Linked DNA regions of Homo sapiens: region 1 is linked to region 2. A link is a contact called in ENCODE Hi-C data. All regions are on one chromosome and are shown on one strand. The core of a region is the stretch at or near the end of the contact, and the rest is flanking DNA. Distances in the headings are between cores, read along the strand shown.

What was found. Hi-C counts contacts between places; a loop is a spot of excess contacts on that map. Pooled maps may share reads with other maps.
Region 1: a map with no recorded cell type shows a loop between it and region 2 (13-fold over the local background). The contact joins two enhancer-like sites. A Hi-C loop is called at or near these places in 8 of 37 single-sample maps with no recorded cell type and 4 of 50 pooled maps.

What each region holds. Positions count from the first base shown.
Region 1 is chr10:92,741,070-92,744,074 of GRCh38, reverse strand. No RefSeq gene overlaps it. Among named protein-coding and RNA genes, the nearest start is that of HHEX, 53 kb to the right of the region's middle. RefSeq lists an enhancer at 1,268-1,607. Within about 2 kb of position 1,679, at least 4 of the 41 ENCODE cell types and tissues checked have a DNase peak (open chromatin) inside an H3K27ac peak, as active enhancers do.
Region 2 is chr10:93,109,097-93,112,073 of GRCh38, reverse strand. No RefSeq gene overlaps it. Among named protein-coding and RNA genes, the nearest start is that of CYP26A1, 37 kb to the right of the region's middle. Within about 2 kb of position 1,438, at least 2 of the 41 ENCODE cell types and tissues checked have a DNase peak (open chromatin) inside an H3K27ac peak, as active enhancers do.

The DNA of each region.
Region 1 (3,005 bases), core at 430-2,929, 370 kb after region 2:
TTACAGTAGAACAATCTCTGAGGTGCTCCACTCCAGCCTCGTAATGGGTCTCTCACCTCCAGTATCTGTCCTCTTCAGTGCACCCCACATGGGAATCCAGGAGTCTTCTTCAATCACTGCTTTAGTCAAGGCACCCTCCCCCTACTTCTCCTACAAACCTTAGTTAGGTCCCCACTCCTATAGGTCAAGCACCTCAGCCAGGTATTTACAGCCCTCCTCAACCTGGCTCCAACTCACCTTTTAAATGATTCCCCACGTATACCCTATCTCCAGATAAGCTAAACTCCCTGAAGTTTGCCATGGGTCTTGGTTTTTCAGCCTCATACCCTTCATCAAGTCACTCTTTCCACTTGGAAGCCCATCGCTACCCTCATCCACCTCACTTTATTCTAGCTATACAGCAAAGATCGTCTTAAGGCTGGGTGCAGTTGCTCATGCCTGTAACCCCAGCACTTTGGGAGGCCAAGGCAAGAGGATCACCTGAGTCAGGAGTTCAAGACCCTATCTCTACAATTTTCCCGGTTTGGTGGCACGCACCTGTAGTCCTAGCTACCTGGGAGGCTGAGGCAGGAAGATTTCTTGAGCCTAGGAGCTCAAGATTGCAGTGAGCCATGATCATGCCACTGTACTGCAGCCTGGGCGATAGAGTGAGACCCTGCCCCACCCCCACCAAAAAAAAAGATGGTCTTAAATGTGTCTCCATGAAGTTGTTGCTAATCCCTTCAGCTGGTATAATGTTTTCCTCCTCCGAATGCATCGTTTATGGTATTGGTAGAGTGTAAGTCCTTTTCTGACTATACTGTAATTACATATGTGCATAGCTCATCACCTCTACACAGCCATAAGCTTCTTGAGGGTGAAAACAAGGTTATTCATCTTGGTATCAGCTTGGTCCTAAGCCCGCTTCTCTGTTCACTCTCTTCTCTCCTTAAATGATCTCATGATTTATGACTTCATCCACTCCATCTAAATGCTGATGCTTCCAGCCCAGACCTCTCGGCTAAGCACCAGATCCTACTCACACCACCTACTCCCATAGCCCCGTGGGTGTCTCCAGGCTCCTCGTGCTCGGTGTGTTCAGTGGGAACTCACCGTGATGCCCCCCACCCAACTCAGGCCTCCTCCAGGTTTCCTTTCTTGGTAAATGCCACCCCCATCCCCTACTGGACATCCAGTTTTGCAAGCCAGAATCGAGGAGTCCTCTTGGAACTCCTCCACCCAGCAACATCTATGTCTACTCCATCACCAGGCCCTGTAAGTTTTACATTTTAAATGGTATTCAAATCCCATAACTTTTCTCCACCTCCACTACACCCCTTAATCCAAGCTGTCCTCATCTCTCACCTTGCCCACATCCTCTGCTGGTATCAAAATAGGCTCCCCACGTCACCTGCAGCCTCACATCTCCAGTCCTAGTTCATATGATTTGAATGTCACTTGTTTTGTTAAACTCAAATCTGGCCAAGTCACGCTACAGGTTTAGAATCTTCTGTGACTTCCCATTGATCTAGGATAAAGACCCAAATCCTTAATATAAACTGACCACAGGGCCCAGCATCATCTGGCCCCTGTTTATGTCTCCAGCCTAATTTTGTGCTACTTTCTTTTTTACTCTCAATATTTCAGTCACAGGGCACTACTTTCAGTTCCTCAAAAGCACTGTGCTCTCTACAGCCCTGGGGCCTTCATGCATGCTGCTGCTTCTCACTCTGGCCACCACCTTTGCCTAATAAACTCCTGTTCATCCTTCTAGTCTCAGAACAGATCTCAGCTCCTCAGAGAAGCCTCCCTGACCAGATCTGGTCACTCAATTACATATCCTCATTGTTCTCTGTATTTTCTTTTATTGTATTTAGATTGTTCCATAATTATAGATTTGTGTAATTATTTGAAGGTAGATGTGGCTATTTTGTTTCAGCACATAGATATAGAAAATTATATTAATGACCAGCTACATTTGGCTGCCAATATTGTCAAGATATGTCAAGTTTTTCCGGAGGCTTATAATTTTCACATTTTCCTCTATTTTCTAGTTGCATCAGTAAAAAAAAAAAAAAAAAATTTGAGACAGAGTCTCACTCTGTCTCACCCAGGCTGGAGTGCAGTGGTGCAATGTTGACTCACTGTAGCCTTCACCTCCCGGGTTCAAGCGATTCTCCTGTCTCAGCCCCCTGAGTAGCTGGGATTACAGGCACGTGCCACCATACCCAGCTAATTTCATATTTTTAGTAGAGATAGGGATTGATTCTTTCTTTCTTTCCTTCTTTCTTTCTTTCTCTCTCTTTCTTTCTTTCTTTCTTTTGAGATGGAGTTTCACTCTGTCACCCAGGCTGGAGTGCAGTGGTGCAATCTCGGCTCACTGCAACCTCTGCCTCCTGGGTTCAAGCGATTCTCCTGCCTCAGCCTCCCAAGTAGCTGGGATTACAGGTGCCTGCCACAATGCCAGCTAATTTTTTGTATTTTTAGTAGAGACAGGGTTTCACCATGTTGGCCAGGCTGATCTTGAACTCCTGACCTCAAGTCATCCACCTGCCTCAGCCTCCCAAAATGCTGGGATTACAGGTGTGAGCCACTGCGCCCGGCCTGCATCAGTTAAAATTTTACTTAGCTGCAAGTCACTGAACATAGTGCTTCACCAAATAGGGTTTTTTCTCTTTTTCTCACATTATAGAAGTCTTGAGGTAGGGCTGAGGCAGCTGCTTACAGAAAACAAGGTCCCAGCCTCCTTGTAACTTTTCTCCGCTACTCTTAATGCCTGACTTTCTTCCTCACAATGGAAAGCTGGGCTGCTGCCCCTCCAGCATGGTGTTCATACTCTACACAGAAAGAAGGGGAGGGGTCAAGGGCAAAACATGTGTACTGATTGGACTTGTCCCTTTTTCTCAGGAAAACAATAGGGCTTTCCTGAAAGCCCCACAGAGGAAGCTTCTACGGATATTTTTTGGCCAGACTTGGGTTGTAGACACTTCAGCTTCAAGGGGCTCTGGGGAGGTATGTGATCTTCC
Region 2 (2,977 bases), core at 189-2,688:
AAAAAAAAAAGAAAAAGAAAGAAGCAAATAGAGGAAATAAAATGGAATATCAAAAAATATTTGGTGGTTGGGCGCAGTGGCTCACGCCTGTAATCCCAGCACTTTGGGAAGCCGAGGCAGGTGGATCACTTGAGGTCAGGTGTTCGAGACCAGCCTGGCCAATGTGGTAAAACCTCGTCTCTACTAAAAAAACAAAAATTTTCTGAGTGTAGTGGCATATGCCTGTAGTCCCAGCTACTTGGGAGGCTGAGGCAGGAGAATTACTTGAACCCGGAAGGCAGAGGTTGCAGTGAGTCGAGACTGCACCACTGCACTCCTGCCTGGGTGACAGAGTGAGACTCTATCTCAAAAAAAAAAAAAAATTGGTTAACCCAAAGAAGGAAGACAAGGAGCAACAAAGAAGAAAAAAACTGAATAAACAAATGGAAAACAAGTAGCAAAATAATATTGGGTTGGTGCAAAAGTAACTGCAGTTTTTGCTGCAATTACTTTTGTACCAATTTAATAGATTTAAACACAGCCATATCAAAAATTACTTTCAATGTAAAAGCCGCAAATTGAAAGGCAGAGATTGAGGCCCGGCATGGTGGCTCACACCTGTAATCCCAGCACTTTGGGAGGCCAAGATGGGAGGATCACTTGAGCCCAGGAGTTTGAAACCAGCCTGGGCAACATGGTGAAACCCCTTCTCCAAAAAATGCAAAAAAAATTAGCCAGACATGGTGGTGCGTGCCTGTAGTCCAAGTGGATAAAAAGTAGAACTCAAATATATGTTATCTATAAGACATAAAGCTTCATTATGAAGACACACATAGACTGAAAATGCTTATAGCTTTATTTATAATAGCCCCAAACTGAAAACAACCCAAATATACATTCAACAGATGAACAAATCGTGGTATACCAACAAGATAGAATTTTACTCAGCAGTCAAAAGGGACAAACTGTAGTACACCTATCAGCATGGATAAATCTCATAAAAACATTAGGCAGAACAAAAGACTTCAGATCCAAAAGAGTACACACTGCATTGATATAAAGTTCTGGAACAAGCAAAGCTCATCTACAGTTAACGAAAACAGTGGTTGACTAAAAGAGGAATTGACTCCACATAGATATGAGGAAACTTTCTAAGGTGATAGAAAAGTTTACTTTCTTGATTGTGATGGTGATTATACAAATGTGTTCATCTGACAAAACTCATTGAGCTGTATACTTAAAATGTGTGTGATTTAAGGTATGTAAATTCATACCCCCCAAAAATTGTTTTTTTTAAAAAAAGAGGATGAAAATGTGCAATGGTTAAGCCACTGTGGAAAGCAATTTGGCAGTTCTTCAAAAAGTTAAGAATAGAATTATCATATGACCCAGCAATCCCACTCCCAGGTGTATTCACAAAAGAATTGAAAACAGGTACTGAAACAAACACATAGGCACGCATGCTCATGGCCACAGCATTCACAATATCTGAAAGGTGGAAACAACCCAAATGTCCATCAGCAGATACATGAATCACAAATCATGGCATATACATTAAAGGAAATCAAAATAGTGCACCCAAAACCAAAAATCTGACGTATTTTGAGATAGCTGTTCAGAGGGCTTGCAAACAGAAGTAGGCCTGCAAAGCTGCCTTTTGTGGAAGAGACTTGGCATCTGTAGAGAAAATCTGCACAGATGCAGCCAGGCTTTTTCTGAGGCCTTCCTTTGTCTAATCTAGGAAAGATTAACTGAGAGTCTGACACCTTTAAAAGTCTGGAAGAGCCAGGCATGTTGGCTCACGCCTGTAATCCCAGCACTTTGGGAGACCAAGGTGGGTGGATCACCTGAGGTTGGGAGTTCGAGACCAGCCTGACCAACATGGAGAAACCCCGTCTCTACTAAAAATACAAAACTAGCTGGGCATGGTGGTGTATGCCTGTAATCCCAGCTACTCGGGAGGCTGAGGCAGGAGAATCGCTGGAACCTGGGATGTGGAGGTTGCAGTGAGCCGGGATCGTGCCACAGCCTGGGCAACAAGAGCGAAACTCCACTGAAAAAAATAAAAATAAAAATAAAAAAATAAAAGTCTGGAAGACACATTTGCCATCTATTCTTTCTGAGGGCTGCTACCTGTGAAGTTTCATTTACATTACAAGACCACGTATGCTAGCCATGCCTCCCCTTCTCCCCCTCCCATAACCTGTTTTGCCATAATCCAAGCCGTTATTCTTTCTGCAACCTCAAGATGTTGTATAAGCTTCTGAACCCTATTGAGGGGTTGGGGTAATTACTCTGTGGTTTTCTCCCATGTGCACATTAATAAATCTGTGTGCCTTTTCTCTTATTAATTTGCCTTTTGTCAGTTGATTTTTCAGCAAAATTTCACAGGGCAAAGGAGGAGTTTTCCCTTGGCCCTTACAACACAGAATGAAAGAAATATCATTTGGCAATAAAAAGGAACGAACTACTGATACATACTACAGCATGGGTGAGCACTGAAATTGAAAACATTATGTTAAGTGAAAGAAGCCAGACACAAAAAATCACATATCATAGGATCCTATTTACATGAAATATCCAGAATATTTAAATCCATAGAGAAGGCACAGGCCAAGGACTGAGGGAGGGGTAATAGGTTTCCTTCTGGGGTGATAAAAATGGGGACTAGACAGAGGTGGTGCTTGCACCACATTATGAATATACTAAATGCCCCTGAATCGTTCATTTTTCAATGGTTACTTTTATGCTATTTGAATTTCACATCAATAAAAAGAGATTTCTTTCTACTTCCAACCAAGAAAGAGTAATGGAAACCAGATTTACCTCCATGCCTGAAACAACCAAAAAGAATGGACAAAATATATGAAACGGTCGTTTCCAGGACACTTGGTAACAGGCAACAAAGGACAGTGATCCCTGCGTGATAAGGAACAAATGACGGGAAGCCTATGACCGCCCCAGCTTACGGACTTGAAAGAGTTTCCAGGCCACAGCA